Regions from separate parts of the Mus musculus genome. Here region 1 is linked to region 2. A link is a loop called in an ENCODE intact Hi-C map of the cell type or tissue named here. Cell type or tissue: left cerebral cortex. All regions are shown on one strand. Each heading gives the region's core, and the rest is flanking DNA. Links, peaks and the distances in the headings are about the cores only.

Region 1 (7,861 bases), core at 2,488-4,987, 1.3 Mb before region 2:
GGTGGGTAGAGAAGGGAAGTGGATGTGCAAAGAGGTGAGGGAGAGGTGAATATGAGTGGAACTCAGTGTATGGAACTCTTTAAGAACTAATAAAAATACTAAAGATGAGGAATGGTTGATGTAAATTGTAGCAGGGATAGAAGTCGGCCAAGGAAAATATATGCTATAGGCTATTTGGGGATAGCTTCATTTAGAATCTCTTTCAGGATATTGCCTTTAAGACCATTTGATAAGGTTTGCAGTCTAGTCACCATCTGATATAAGCAACTCAAAAAATTCTCTTCATTTCCAACATCATACTATCCTTGAACTGTAACTCAGTGTTATTTTCTGTTTTAAACAGACTCTTAAAAATCATATTAGACAGCTACTCTGAAACAGTATTCATTTTTATTTTAGTTATGATCAGGTGCTTATGTTATTTGCTTGTTACCTTGGGCCGAAAAGAGGACATATTTACAAGTCAAGATGCAGATAGAGGTAATCTTGGCGTTCTCCCTCCTGCCTCTAGGTGGCGCTTGGTTTCTGATTAATGTCTAGCCTCAAAGCATTTTCTCCTGAGTTCCTCAGAAACTAAGAGAAGGCATCGTCTTGCAAACATGGTGTTATATCTCTGCGAGCTTTGTTTCATGATAATGAAGCTTTCTTGGCAGTTTTCTATTGTCAAGTAAGAGTATGTTATAGGTGTGTTCATGGCTGGGCTGCTGTGCCCCATGGCACACACCTATAACCTCAGCACTCTGGAGGCTGTGTCAGGAGGATTGGTGAACCTTATGCCCTGAGCTGCACATTGAAATGTTATTTCATTGGGAAGAAATGGATAAAACTACAAGTAAATGATATATGTAATGCTGGCTCCTGAGAAGTGAGCACATATCAGCATTTCATAAAGTTTGTTAAATGAACAAACCACCCTAACACTTTCTATCAAAGAACTTGCCTCATTAAAGGCTCGCTCCCAGTCCCAGGAGTAATCACCAAGGGCTCTTAATTTTCCTTTATGATGCAGTATTGGGAGTAGAGCTTATTTTCTGGTATGAAACCAAACTGCAATGCATGATACATTTCCTCTGACTCCACACAGACAGCCTTAATGGATTTGTTTTAAATTGTTGTTTGTAAAACGAAAGCAAACTCCAAATAATTATATGAAATTGTTTTTTAATGTTTGCATAATTTTTTCATCATTAAAAGCCACCAGCCTCTTTAATATTGAGGCACAATCAACCATTGGACATAAAAAAATCATTACCTTGACGCTTTTAATATCTCTGCCTCGTACATGGATACAGACTCTCTCCTTTTCTGCACTGCGTGGTTATTTATAGTGCTTGACACCGTGGTGCCTTATTCTGGAAAATGCATTGTTTGGGCTCAAACTTTAATATGCAGATTGAAGGGATACAGGAAAATCTTTATTCTGACACTCTGAATACCAACCTGTGTGTTTGTCTTATTGCCGAGAAAAGACTAAAGTTATTCTCTTCTTATAATTTTGCAGACCCTGGCTACTCTCACCTCTTCTTTCCATTTCCAAAGTTGTTGCATCTATCGACTATGCATCTATGTTGGGAAAGCCTACAGAATCTGTTTACTAGGATGGTTTTACAGCCATCTTTCAGAATCACAGAGGTGGCTGAGATGTTCAGTAGGTACTTGCTTTGAATGTAATTGTGCCTGTCTTATTCACCCTGGATCTGAATGAAAATGTCCTCTTCAGTATCTTTGAAATTGGAATACACAGGAGACCACTAGTGCTTTAACTTTTCCGGCTTTTGCAACACTCATGAGAAATAAACGCCCTTCCTCTCATGTCTGCTTCCCTGACACCTAACCTGAGATTGGGAGACAGGCTGCTTGGTAGTTGTAAATGCTTGTTTTCATCTCTGCAAGTCAGGGCATTCATCAGCAAAACAATATGCAAAAAGAAAACACTAATGCTAATGTGCATTTGTCTCGCATTAGCCACAATTACGTATTCATCAAACAGTCTCACTGGTCTCATGAATTGACTGGCTTTATAATAAAGGGATGTTATAAATGTGAACTTATATTTATTTATATATTCAGGATAATGAAAGATTCTTTTTGGCTGCTATAATAAAATTCTTATAAGATGAGGTTTTAAAGTAGTCCCCTAATAAATAAACTAATGAGCTAGTTTAAAGTGATCTGCATGCCAACAGCCTCGAAGCTTGTTAGAAATGCATCAGCCTGGTACTTACTCCTGTTTTCTCTGGTCCAGAGATTGATCTGAACTCCTCATTCTTTTTCAGTTTCAAATGAGTGACTTCTGTTAGGCATGTAGCAGATAAAGGACAAATAGCAAAAGGCAGATAGGGAGGAAGAACATCATCAAATCAGGTGCTTACAGCATCCAGAGATGATTGGAATTGCCTTGTTGAGAAAGCAAACAAAGGTAGCATATCAACTTACAAACAACTTCCAGCAGAAACTCCCTAGGGAAGAGACAGTCAAGCTGGAGTTCCCAGTTCAAAGTCTCTCCATGATGATCTTATGATTTTCTGCTGTCACTGTAGACACTGAAAAAAAAAAGCATTTATTCATTAACTTCTTTGTGTATAAGTGTATGTGCACCTATGTGTTTAGATGGGTGCCTTCCATGTTTGCGCAGACCAGAACAAAGCTTCAAATACCTTCCTTGGTCTCCCTCTGCTTATTCCTTTGAGAAATAGTCTCTCCTCAAATGTGGGACTCAAGTGTTCTTCACTAATCTGTTAGACAAAATGCCTGAGCAATCAATCTCTCCTGTCTCCAACTTTCCTCAGAACAGTGGCTACAGGTATGTACTAGATATAACCAATGAGCTATCTCTCCAGTCTTCAATGTAGGCATCTTATATCATATAATAATTAATAGTAATCTCTGATAGAAAGTAATTTTTCTGGCTAGTTGTTCTCAAGGACACATTATTACTACTCGTGGATAGTTTTCTAAAACTAGAAAGTAATCTTTCTCCTTATTGCAGGGATAGGCGCCAGCCCATCCCCCAGACAAGGGCCCTAGAGGACACTTTGATACAAACATGCTTGGGTGTCTTATCTACCCCACATTCACAACTGGATTCCTAGTAAGTACAAATAGCTTGTGACTACTTACCAATACATGGTGTACTACAGCTCTCACCTGCTGAATCTCAACAAGCATTTTTAAAGAGGTTATCTGTATCCATGTAAACATTTGAGAGGTATAACACTGGTCCCAGCATGAAATTGGCATAAAATTGTGGAAGCAAGCCATTCTGACATATGAACACTTAAATAAACATGCTTTCTAGCTACCACTCACGGAGCTGGAGTCCAAGCTGGAGAGAGTCTCAGGCCACATCCAGGAAATGATTTTAATAAATCTTCTGAAGGCCAGAAATTTATAGTTTTTAAATGTTTAATTATGATTTACTGAGAAATAAAAACAGTGCAATATTTGTAGTATACACTGCATTTTAAATTAAGTATATGTTGTAGCCTGACTGAATTAAGCTAATTAACATATATACTTCTGTATTTGCTTTTTTTTCTGTGCGTGATGAGGATACTTAAGATATATTTAAGCCTTTCTATGTTTTGGAATGTTTCCCAGGCTAGTTTTGTAAGAAGCAAGATTTTGGAAGAATTGGACATGAGACTGACAGCTCTAGAAACTGCAGTTTAGAAAGAGTAGGCAAAGGGAAACTTCAGATTATAAAAAGAGTTCATGCAAGATTGGCTGCAAAATACACAATACTAGTCAGCTGGAAGCTTTTTAAGGAGGGCCATTGAAAATGAAAAAAAAAAAAAATGAGGCCCTCACTCCACCCTGCATCTGATTGTAGTGTGGACAAAGTTATGTAGAAATCCAGTAAGGCTCCAAGGCTCTACTGACCATAGAGGCAGGAGTCAGGAATGGGCTCCCAGTAAGCACATTCCTGTGTTCAGAATACTACCTTAATCCAACGCAAGAACTATTTCTGTAGAAAGAAATGAGAGAGAGACAGAGAGACACAGAGAGAGACAGAGACAGAGACAGAGACAGAGAGAGAGAGACAGAGACAGAGAAGGTGGAGAAGTCCAATGTCCAATGACAAGCACAGCGTTGGAAGACATGGTATGTTTCTTGGGGCTAAATTCAACATCTACTCTGACATGAGTAGCAAAGAGAAGACAAGAAAGGCTCCCAGTAAACTGTGGTAAGGGCAGTTTTCTGTGGCTGCTGGCTGCACCTGACCACTTTCTTGATTATCTTGAGACTCTGAGGTGGAGGAGGTCAAATCCTTTTAAGTTTTTCATTACTGAAGGAAGGGATATTTGAAGTTCTTAGATTTCATCTTGATAGTGCAGAAGGCTTTGGCCAAGATTCACAAATTGTTCTTTTATCCACAGGGATCATTTAGCAGATTCCAATTTTCAAGTTTTTCTCTAGTTCCTCCAGACAATGTCCTCTTGGAACACATGCAAGTTATATCCAGCACTGCGTTTCTAAGGTGTTTATGGATGTTCACTTATAAGCACACCAGAGAAGCTGCAGGACCACTATTGAAAATAGGAATGAAGTATATTAGTGTAATATGATTTTGGTTTGAAAGATCAAGTGACTTAGTGGGCATGTGGCTAATATTGGAGCTTGAAATCAATCAATTTCTACTTGTATGTTAAAGTAGACCACTGGTAATCATTGGTTGTAGGTAACTAACATTTCTCCTCCTTTTCTTCTGGGCTCCTAGAGCCAGAACTTTCTGATCTCCTATTGGCTGGGTGATTCTAGCTAATTAGCTGTAAGTGAAGGGGATGTGTGGCTGAATGCTCTGGCTTTCAGGTAGAGGCTAACCTAACGAGTCTTTCCTTTGTCCGTGTTAATCACTGAAACCTGTATCAAGATGTGCCTCTGCCTCTCTGAGACCATGAGTTAACTACGTGTCTATATTAGTTACTCTTCTCTTTGCTGTGTCAAAGATGATGTGAAGAAGAAAAGGATTACTGTGGCTTCAGGTGTCAGGAAGCACAGTCCACGTTGGCAGTGATGCCTGATGTTTGTGCTCTTTCGTTGGCTGCCTGACTTCTGGTTTATTCACATGGTTGTCAACCATGAAGGACAAGTAAGACCAGAAGCAGGGCTGGACCGTATCCTCTATCTATATCTAGTAGCCTATATCTATGATCTAAGCTCAACATCGCCAAAGTTCTACAACACACTCACACAGCACTATCCGCAGCCAAGGATGTCTAAGAACATGAGCCTGTCGGGGGCATTTCTTTCAAATCAAGACATGTACTCTGGTCAACAAATAAAATCAATTTAATATTAAATCATACTAAAATCTGGGCATTAATACTGCAGGATAATCTAACATACACTGGCAGGTACACATTCTTACCTGGTTAAGCACCAGAGAGTGTGAGAATGGAGAATGAATTTAGCAGGTCACTGAGCATCTGTGATAAGCATTTTCCATATCCCATGATGCACTTCTCTTTGAGAAATTGCATTGTGTTTATCTTTCACCTATTTATGTTTATAGTTTCTCTTACATGTATAACAACATCTATACTTACTGAATGAATAAAATCTATAACTCTGAACTCTGCGGATACGTTCCTTTCTGTTACGACATATTTTAGCAATATTATTGCTATTTCTAATGTTATTCATATTTCCTATGCTTTTCTGTCTCCTGCCAAGGAGTTTTAAACATAAACACTAACTTTTCTAAGATGCAAAGCTTGGGTAATATATGTGTGTGTTATTATAAAACTGGAAGCATGGGTTTCAGAGGAGAGCGGAAGAGACGATACAGTGACATTAGTATAAATTCAGGGCAGTAGATCTCCCAGTTTGATTTGCTGGCATGCCTGGAGCCATTCACGGACCTTTAGGAGCATTGTAAAGTAGTAAATGTTACAGGCATAACATGCCTATCGAGCAGATCTTAAATGTATTAGTGTACACTGTTTTATTTTATTTTATATTTCATTGTGAACACTATGTCATTCTCCTTTTTCTTTTATGTACCATACTAATGAGCCTGTCTTCAAGGAAATAGCATATTGTGCTTTATACAGGGTCTTTAAGTGGAGACTGTGGGGTCATTGAAAAGAATAAATGGATTTCAAATACCTTTCTTTAAAGCAAATATGCTTTGTCTCAGCTTTACTCATAAGCCTGTGGGCCCTGAGAAAGACTTATGTGTATATGGTGATAGTTCCTTCTATAGCATAGTCTCTGCCTTATTTCAGTTTATCAGGTACTACTTTCTATTCTTTTCAATTCACACTGTGATTCTTTTGTTGCTAGTGTGTATATGTGTTCTATGTATATATATATATATATATATATACATGTGTGTGTTATATATGTTATATATATACATATATATATACATATACATATGTAGTACATGTGTGTTACATAGTGTGTGTGTGTGTGTGTGTGTGTGTGTGTGTGTGCCCACCCATGTGCATATGGAGGACAGAGGTCATTATCAGATCAGATGACTTCTATTGTTTTCCATCTTAATTTTTGAGACACGTTCTCTCACTAAGCTTACATAGCACAAACTTGCAGGTTAGCTGACCGATGAGCTTCAGGGATTCAAAATTACCCCAGGGCTGAGGGTTTGCAAATGTGAGTGCTGTGATTGCTTTTCATCCATAAAAATGATCGAAATGCAGGTTCCTGTGCTTGCATGGCAAAGAATTTACCAACTGAGCCATCCTATTTCTGTTTCCCTTTTTTAATTGTTTCATATTCTATAGATGGTTTCATCATTTTTTTCATTATTAACTCTTAAGTAAGTTCTATTGAAATCCCTGACATTTTAGATCTCCTTAGTACTTTCTATCTGCTTTCTTCTATTGATCTCCATGTTTGACAACATTTATATCCTTTATTAAATATGTTATCAAAATAGCACATTGTTCACAAATGTTTGTGATTGTTAGCATTCTTCTGTATTCATAAGGCTAGTAAGAAGAAATATTCTGAGAAGCGATCATCTACTGTGAGCCCCTTAACACACAAATTGTATTATTTAGTAATAAAATCTCACAACTTCATATTAATAGTAGCTAACATTTAGCATCTGTGTATGGCATATTCCGTGATATTCTGCACATACTATCTCATTTGATTTTTCCTAGATCCCCAAAGGAGATTGTTATTGTTAAATCCATTGTACAGACAGAGAAATGGATATGGAGTGGGATTAATAAGAATCTACAGTATGCCCAAGCAATCAGAAACAGGTCTTTTTTTCTCTAAATTACAAATTTAACTGCAAGCAAGAGAAAGCGAAGTAAAGGCATTGCATTGATAACTGAGCAGAAACATTGCATGTCTTCTGAAACTATCTTCCCATCCATGTCAGAATACACTGACTTGCCGATTTTCACCTTCGTGGTTAATATACATTTATTTATTAGTTGGAGCGATCAAGTGCTAATCACACCCAGATGAATTTATATGGAGTGCATGGATGTATTTGGATATTTCTGGATGGAGAGTGTACATGAATATCATGATGCCGCACTTCCTCTGAGGCTGGACGTTTGCTGTTCTCACGTCCTGTGCTGTGCTTATGTTGAAGATCCCTGTGGTTGGGACATACATCTTTCTACAAAGGGTTGGCTCATCTACATAGTGGTCCTTTTCTAGCGTGGTGCACCCTTGACCAAGCTCACCCTTCATGATTTCTCATCTTCTACCAGAAAGACTGATCACAAAGAGTGTTTCCTGAAGGACCCATAAAATGACAGCCATTCATGCCATGTGCTTTCAGAGGACTACTTCTTGAGATTCTTAGAACTTCATAACATACAGACTGCCATATTTTATTCTATGGATACGGATACTGAGCTTAGTTAAGGCT
Region 2 (7,861 bases), core at 2,680-5,179:
TCCTTTGGAAAGTCTGGCTTTGGGGGTTTATTTTTAGAGGCGGTGAGACCCAGACTTCATCGTGCCTTGTAGATCTTACTTGATTCTGCAGCGAGGCTCGGCCCCCACCCTCCTCAAGTACCAACCTATAGCACGGACAAGCTTGTAAGCTTCTAAACCACAGGAGGACGATTCTGATCCTTTCATCACCTGGTCCCAGCGGGGTTTCTCTAACTCATCAAAGGTGAAAGACAGAGAGCGACTGACATGGACAACTGGACCAATATCTATTTGTAGTCCTTTTTTTTTCTTTTTTATTATTATTAAGCTGATGATGGCTTAATAACCCATGACCTTTCTGTCATTCTATTGTTGCCCTGGTGGGATGGGATATGTTGTCTCTCTTTCACAGATAAGGCAAAGGACACTCAGGCTGAATGGACCACACAGTAAGGGATGTGAGCTGAGAGTCAAGCCCAGTGACTTGAATGGAATGTGTATGCTCCATCAACCGAAAGATGACAGACTGCAGCAGCTGACATTTCCAGTAATGACCCAGAAGGGATTTTTTTTTCTCCTTATTAAGCATAGCAGGGTTGAAACGTACTCTTCTTGACTCTGATGTGCCAGATGAATGGTTATTTTTTTTTTTTTAAATAACAGGTTTCACCCTGCTCTGAAAATCTCCTTTCTGACTATGATAATGGGATATGCTCAAGGGGTTCTGTGGAGTGTAATACGGGAGAGGATAGTTGACAAAAATAACTTCACCTCTTTTTGCTTAAGATTCTCTGGTGACTATATACACATGCATGCGCACATATGTACATGCATGTGGTATGTATGAGAATATGCTGATGATCTGTGTTGAGCAATCAGCTTTCTGGGTGATGTAAGATCTTCTACTTGTAGCTTCTTCCAATTTCCATGGTGCAAACTCACTTCTTGTGACTTAATTACTCACCAACATAATAATAAATGTGGGGTCAAGATGAGATGCACAAAATAATCGTTTCCTGACACGATACAGCAGCCCCATCAGCATTCTGGACACAGGTATAAAATGGAGTTCCTTGGCAGGATAGTGTTGTTCACCCAGGGACTTGTACTTGATCCTTCTGAAGATACACCTCTGTGCAGGTATGGCCCAAGAAACTTCAGATCGATCTGCAGAGGAATCTCATTGCTAAGGGCAGTGGTTCCTTATGCTCATCTGTAGACTCCTCTAAGTGGTCCCCAGTCCTTTATCAGTGCTGCCTGATTCTATATCAGTGTCCTCAAAATGCCAGCAGATGAAGTATCTGTTTAATAATAAACTGGTTTCCATTACAGACAACTGGGCATCTTGTCCACATCTTAGACTTTAAGGGCCTGACCTTCCACACCCTCATTTCTCACTGTCTTGTTCACCAGCTCTTTCCAGACATCTCTCACTCATCTTTCATGAGCCACAGTCTGTGAGGCATCCTTGGGCTTTCTCTAAACCACTGCCCTTCTGTATCACATCAGTATGGCACCATCTGGATTGTAAAGTTATTCTGGATGGGTTTTATTAACCCCAAATTTAAGAACATGGAATACATGACAAGCAGCTTGGAAATCCATGTTAACTGCATCCCAGAATTTAAACACCAATGCCAAAGGTGTCCAGAAAATAAAAGTGAAACCATGCATACTTGACACCTTACCTATAATTGCTTGACTAGTCTCAACCTCTTTCCGTGACACACATCACTCCTGTGTTATATTTTGGTTCCTGGCCTGTTCTTTGCTGTTCCTGCTGGCAATTCTCCACTGCCAGCAGGATTCTGAATTCTTGGGGGTTTGTTTGTTTGTTTGTTTTTCTGAAATGGCAGAGCACTTTCTTTTAAACTACTGAGTTTTACATCAATTTCATGCTGGAACACACAGCCTGGTAAAAGACTTCTAAACCGTACTGTCTCTGAATGGAGTGCTGTTATAGCTTTCATGGGAATGAAAGCATTTGCATTAATACGCTGGCTAAAATATTTCTCCAGAAGTGAAAATCGAATCCTCCCTCAAAACACAAGAATTTTCAAGTGTGCACGTATTTAAATAATTTTCTACTAGTTGGACCAAATTTAGGAGAGAAGAAAAAAAAAAAAAAAAAATCTGTGGTGGAGAGTGACAGATCCTGTCTTTCTTCAAGAACGTCGGTAGGGGGAGCTCGTGCTTCGTCATGGAACCTGAAGCCAGGCTCCCAGCAAATGCAGATAGCTTTCAAGTGAGGAAGAGAAGTTTGGGGTGTGAGAGAATAAAAGGAAGGAGAAGAAAAAAGAAAGGAAAGAAAAAAATCCTGAACTTATATTTTTTTATCTAGTATTATCACTATGGTTCATCAAGCTTTGAAAAATGGGAAATGTGTGCTGTCTAGAACAAACTATCAAACTTGCCGGCCTGCCCCACCCTCAGAATACTTTTTCTTTGTCGCCTAGGGTAGCATGGTTTGTAACGAAGGTATAGATTTTCTCTTGTGTGGGAGAAGCTGGCTTCTCTGACCTTACCCAGCGAAGGTGTCGATGCTGATCTGATACCTTTAATCAAATGTGTCTGTAGAGAGAAGTTACGTGACCGGGAGACACAGCAGAGCTGGCTGTGGAAGTTTTGCTGCTGAAGAGGAGATGGAGGGAAGGCAAGAGACCTTTCTCTCGGGTTTGGCTGTGGGAAGGGAAGCACGGTGCAATGCGCTAGATTGTTGGAAGTGTGTGGACTCATCATGTTAGTTTGTCTACATAAAATGTGCCTTTTGCATATCTGTGTTCTGATTCGATGATTGAGGCCAGCTGGAAACCCATAATAGAAATTCAGGCCATTGGACTATCTCTAGACGTCCCCCCCCCCCACCCATTCCCACCTCTAAAAAGCGTGAGCTCACCCCAAACATGAGAAAAAATTTTTGAGAGGAAAGCCGTCATTGTTCTTTCCTAGATATCTTGAAATAAAAAGAAAGTTTTTTCCATGAAAATGGCTTGCTGTGCGATTTTTCTCTGGGAAGTGATCACTTCATATTTAATATTTAACTGAAATTAGAATTACAACAGGATTGCTCATTTTCTTTATTTCTGAAATTCATTTTAAAATAGTCTGCTCATTTAGTGTAGACTTTTTTGGCAAAATAATATAGAAAAACCCGGCATATTCTTCCTCGTATGGACAATCTAGCCAATGATGAATGATTCGTGAAAACAAATGTGGTTGTGGGTACATTATATGCACAGGGGAGAACGAGAAGGCTAAATAGTATAGGTGAGGAAGGACTGAATGCAGGCAATGAATAGTTTAACTTTGTTACAGATTTTTATCTTTGGTGATAAAAGTTTAAAAAGTGTTTAAATTTTATTTTAAAAAACAGTGAAATCATAAAATTCACAGGGGATTCCCTCCATAGATTGTGTTTTGATTGGTTACTATAATGTATAGAAAGAAGTTTATTAAGTTTTATACTCTTTAGATCTGGTTAATTTATGCTTTTTTTTTGAACTTTTTATAATAAACTTTAAAATACCGTTTAAAACTATGATGATGTAAAAGAGGCATGAAGGGCTCTGCCTTTACTGTTTTGGTTTGGTTTTTAACTGTATTTTGGTTTTTTGTTTGTTTTGTTTGCCTGCGGAGCATCTGCACCTCAGACCCTACCCAGTGTAGGTTAACTGTTGGAGAGTGATGCCATCTTGTGGTCAGACTAGAAATTAAGTCTAAATATTAAGAGCAAACAAAACAGCCGGTATTTGAAAGGTTCAGTGGTACCAAATGCATAAGAAGAACCCGTTAAGTTTGGGTCTCTCTCTCCTAACCGTAGACTCTCTTATACAGAGCCTCCTATCGGGAGCACTTGGAACCCTTACGTTGACACACTGAGCTCAGCCTATCTTTTCGATTTGTTCTTTGCACTCTAAGTGAATAAATTTGAAGCTAGGTGACTTGTCTTTGATCAGTAAATAATATTTTTCTTAATAACTCCAAATAAAGAGAGATAAATCAGTATTTACTGCCATTTTAAACCGTAATATGGAGAATACAAATGCACCCTGTCATTTGGAAAGCTGAGACACAGGAGATGACTCAGGGTCAGATGAAACTCATTAGAATCCCAGTTCAGCTACTTACCAGCTGCATGCATCTGAATAAATTATAAAATAATGTGAATTTTGGTCTGTAAAACTAGAGCAATATTCCAATCACGGAAGGTCTCTGTGATGATTAGAGGGGATGATGTGAATGAAATATTTGCCAGTTCTTTATTACTAGGAGAAAATAAATCCTCTTCAGTTATTGGATGCTCAGTGGCGTGTCGGTTCCTAACAGACCAGGGTCCTGCAGGAAGCTCAGACACTCTTTATCTCCCATGAGAATCTTCACAGAACACAAATGGCATTTACTGTTAGTCCAAGTTGTGGAAATCATTTTGCATTCTAAATATGGGATGGGAAATTCGTCTGCAGATCTGATGCAATCCCCATCAAATTCCTGATAACATTCTTTTTTTATTATTATTACGTATTTTCCTCAATTACATTTCCAATGCTATCCCAAAAGTCCCCCCCCCCTCCCCTACCTACCCATTCCCATTTTTTGGCCCTGGTGTTCCCCTGTACTGGAGCATATAAAGTTTGCCTGTCCAATGGGCCTCTCTTTCCAGTGATGGCTGACTAGGCCATCTTTTGATACATATGCAGCTAGAGTCAAGAGCTCTGGGGTACTGGTTAGTTCATAATGTTGCACCTGCAGGGTTGCAGATCTCTTTAGCTCCTTGGATACTTTCTCTAGCTCCTCCATTGGGGGCCCTGTGATCCATCCAATAGTTGACTGTGAGCATCCACTTCTGTGTTTGCTAGGCCCCGGCCTAGTCTCACAAGAGACAGCTATATCATGGTCCTTGCAACAAACGCTTGCTAGTATATGCAATGGTGTCATCGTTTGGAGGCTGATTATGGGATGGATCCCTGATAACATTCTTCACAGGACTAAATAACAGATGGAATCCTAAAATTGACACAGAGATACAAAATAGCACGAGGAACCAAACCCACCCTCAGCAGAAAGCAATACTGGAGTCACTACAATACATGAACTCAAATCACACTGCAGAGCCAGAGTAACAAAGAGAGCGGGGTCCTGGCACAGAGACAAACATGTGCTGTGCGGCAATGAAATAAAGCAGAAGAACCAGAAGCAAACCATAGCTATCCCCACCTCATTCTGGAAAAGGTGTCAGAAGCGCAGATCGCATAAAGGACGCTTTCATTATTCTGTGCTCTGGGGAAACTGGCTTTCACACGAGAAGAATGGAACTAAGCCATTCCCCTCACACAGCTCAAAACAAAAACAAACAAAAAAACAAGACAACAAAAACAAACTCAAAAGTAGATTAAAGAACTGAATTCGGGATTTGAAACTCTGAAACAATGGCAAGAAGAAAATACAGGTGAAATAATTCCAAGTCGGGGCCTGGGCAGACACTCTCTAGACAGGAATGGTACGGAACGGGGGTAATGTCAAGAATGACAAACAGGTTTATAGGAAATTAAGATTCCACACAGCAAAGGAAGCCACTACTCAAGCAGAGAGTAAGCCTATATCGTTTCCAACTACGCATCAAACATGGTATTGACATGCAGGGTTTATAAAGAACTACAAAATATATACACCAAACCCCATGTCAGCCAGACTCCTGTCTGATGCTTAAACGAGTGAATGAGAGTTGAATGAGCAAAAGTATAATTTTTATATAGATTCTTTACTGTTTATTTATTGCATTGCTGGTAAAAACTGGCATGATTGTTCCATAATTTAGACTTTTAGACAACCGCCTAATCACACTTGAGTACTGAAACCTGAGTCTGTGTTTGCCCAGTGTGATAGTTTGTACATGCTTGGCCCAGAGAGTGGCCCTTTTAGAAGGTGTTGCCTTGTTGGAGTAGGGCACTGTGGGCATGGGCTTAAGACCCTCATACTAGCTGCCTATAAGTCAGTTTTCCACTAGCAGCCTTCAAATGAAGACGTAGAACTCTCAGCTCCTCCCGTATCGTGCCTGTCTAAATGCTGCCATGCTGCCACCTTGATGATAATGGACTGAACCTCTGAACCAGTAAGCCATCCCCAATTAAATGCTGTCCTTTATAAGACTTGCCTTGGTCATGGTGTCTGTTCACAGCAGTAAAACCCTAACTAAGACACTTAGCTACTCATTTCCTACCGGTGCTACATTTTAACCCTTTCCCCACTTCAGCTCTAGTCTACTATGGTCTGAGCAGATTTTTAGTAAGTAAGTTCAAACCCTATAAGAACACCAACCCCATGTTTTCGGGGCTCTCAAAGACTGCACACAAGCTGCTCTAAAAATCTTGGTAGAAGGCAAGGAAGCTGCTGTCTGGCTTGTGCTGCACCCAAAGCTTCAACAACATGCACAATATGGGCACACATTCATCTTGTGTTTCTTGAACCTCTTTTTGAAACTAGACTGGTATTGACCATCTAGCAGATGGCAAGATTCAATTGACACGGGGCTATTGATGTCAATTTCAACTTGCAGAAATACGAATACAATCAATAAAAACTCATTGACTGGGCAATGTTTGCCTGCTTACAATAAAAAGTAATAATATAATTTGTGTGTGTGTGCACTTATACACCAGTGAGGCATGCACACGTGCAGCAGACGGCAGTGGGAGGGAATTTAAGTCTCCTGCAAGGTTTCTGGCAGCTCGGAGACTTAGTTTTTTAATGGTTTGTAGTCGCAGACACAGAAATCAGGAGAATGAAAGTTTCCACGGCTTTTACAGAAACAAGATTGGATCAGTTCTCCAAGTTCAAGTAGAAGCTTAATTAGAGGTTTTTGTTTGTTTTTGTTTATTTCTTAAACTCTTAGAAAGAGCTATCAGCAGAATATGTTTTCCTCTTTGTGAGTTTTAAGATCGGAGTATGGTCTCTTAAAAAAAGAATTCGGCAATGTTTCTTCTGTTTCTATTTTGTAGAATAATTTGAAAAGTATTGGGATTAACTCTTCTTTTAAAGTTTAGTAGAATTCTGCAATAAAACCATCTGGCCCTGGGCTTTTTATGGCTGGGAGATTTTTAATTACTACTTCTATTTCACTAGGAGCAATAGATTTATTTAAATTGCTTATCTGAACTTGCCTTGACTTTGGTATATATTGAGAAAATTGCCCATTTCCTTTAGATCTTGCAGTTTACAGTGACCTTATCATTCTCTGCATTTCCTCAGTGTCTGTTCTTAGGCGTCCCTTCATCTCTAACTTTATTAATTTGGATATTCTCTGTCTGCCTTTTAATTACTTCAGATAAGGGTTTGTGAATCTTATCGATTTTCTTAAAGAATTACCTTTTTATTCAATTAATTCTTTTTATTATATTTGATCTCTGAACATTTGACATTGTCCCATCCAGAAACTCATGCTCTCCTGATAACGTTTGTGTTAATTCTCAAAATCTTTCCTCTATCACTGTTCATTTCAAGTTTGTTCAGTATTTTCTTTTCCTATTTTTTTTATTGTTTCTCTTTTTCTAGTTCTGAGTTTAAATGTTTTAATCCAGTTAATTTCTTTTTTTCTGTTGAGAAGTAGTTCACAGTCAATCTAGAAGTTAAGTAAAAATAGGTTTTGAGGTCATATAACCTTAGAAAATACTCTATATGACCTTTCTGATAGGAAGGCTTCATGTTCTTTAATAAATCAAAGACCAGTTAAAATCAGGATTTTTTTTTTTGAAAACCTAACAATTCTATATCTTACTAGACTTTGGCCACTTCTGCTATTAAATAAAATATAAAAATACAAAATGATGAAGATACGAAGAAGAGCCACAATTCAAGATTCTCTTTTGATGATGGAAAAAGAATGGAA

The links. Peaks named below come from ENCODE experiments on the same cell type or tissue, not always from the same donor. Only the 100,000 strongest peaks of a DNase experiment are listed, where the experiment ranks them.
Region 1: it touches region 2 in a loop (14-fold over the local background); 13 of 42 quality-filtered maps call a loop at or near these places.

Annotation. Positions count from the first base shown.
Region 1 is chr15:53,778,233-53,786,093 of GRCm38, reverse strand. The region is part of intron 2 of Samd12 (sterile alpha motif domain containing 12); the gene reads left to right. Among named protein-coding and RNA genes, the nearest start is that of Samd12, 120 kb to the left of the region's middle. In left cerebral cortex, for the core only: no CTCF peak of the experiment used is centred there; a DNase peak (open chromatin) is centred at 3,636.
Region 2 is chr15:52,501,421-52,509,281 of GRCm38, reverse strand. No RefSeq gene overlaps it. Among named protein-coding and RNA genes, the nearest start is that of Gm23267, 5.7 kb to the right of the region's middle. In left cerebral cortex, for the core only: a CTCF peak has its summit at 3,671 (motif pointing left); a DNase peak (open chromatin) is centred at 3,684.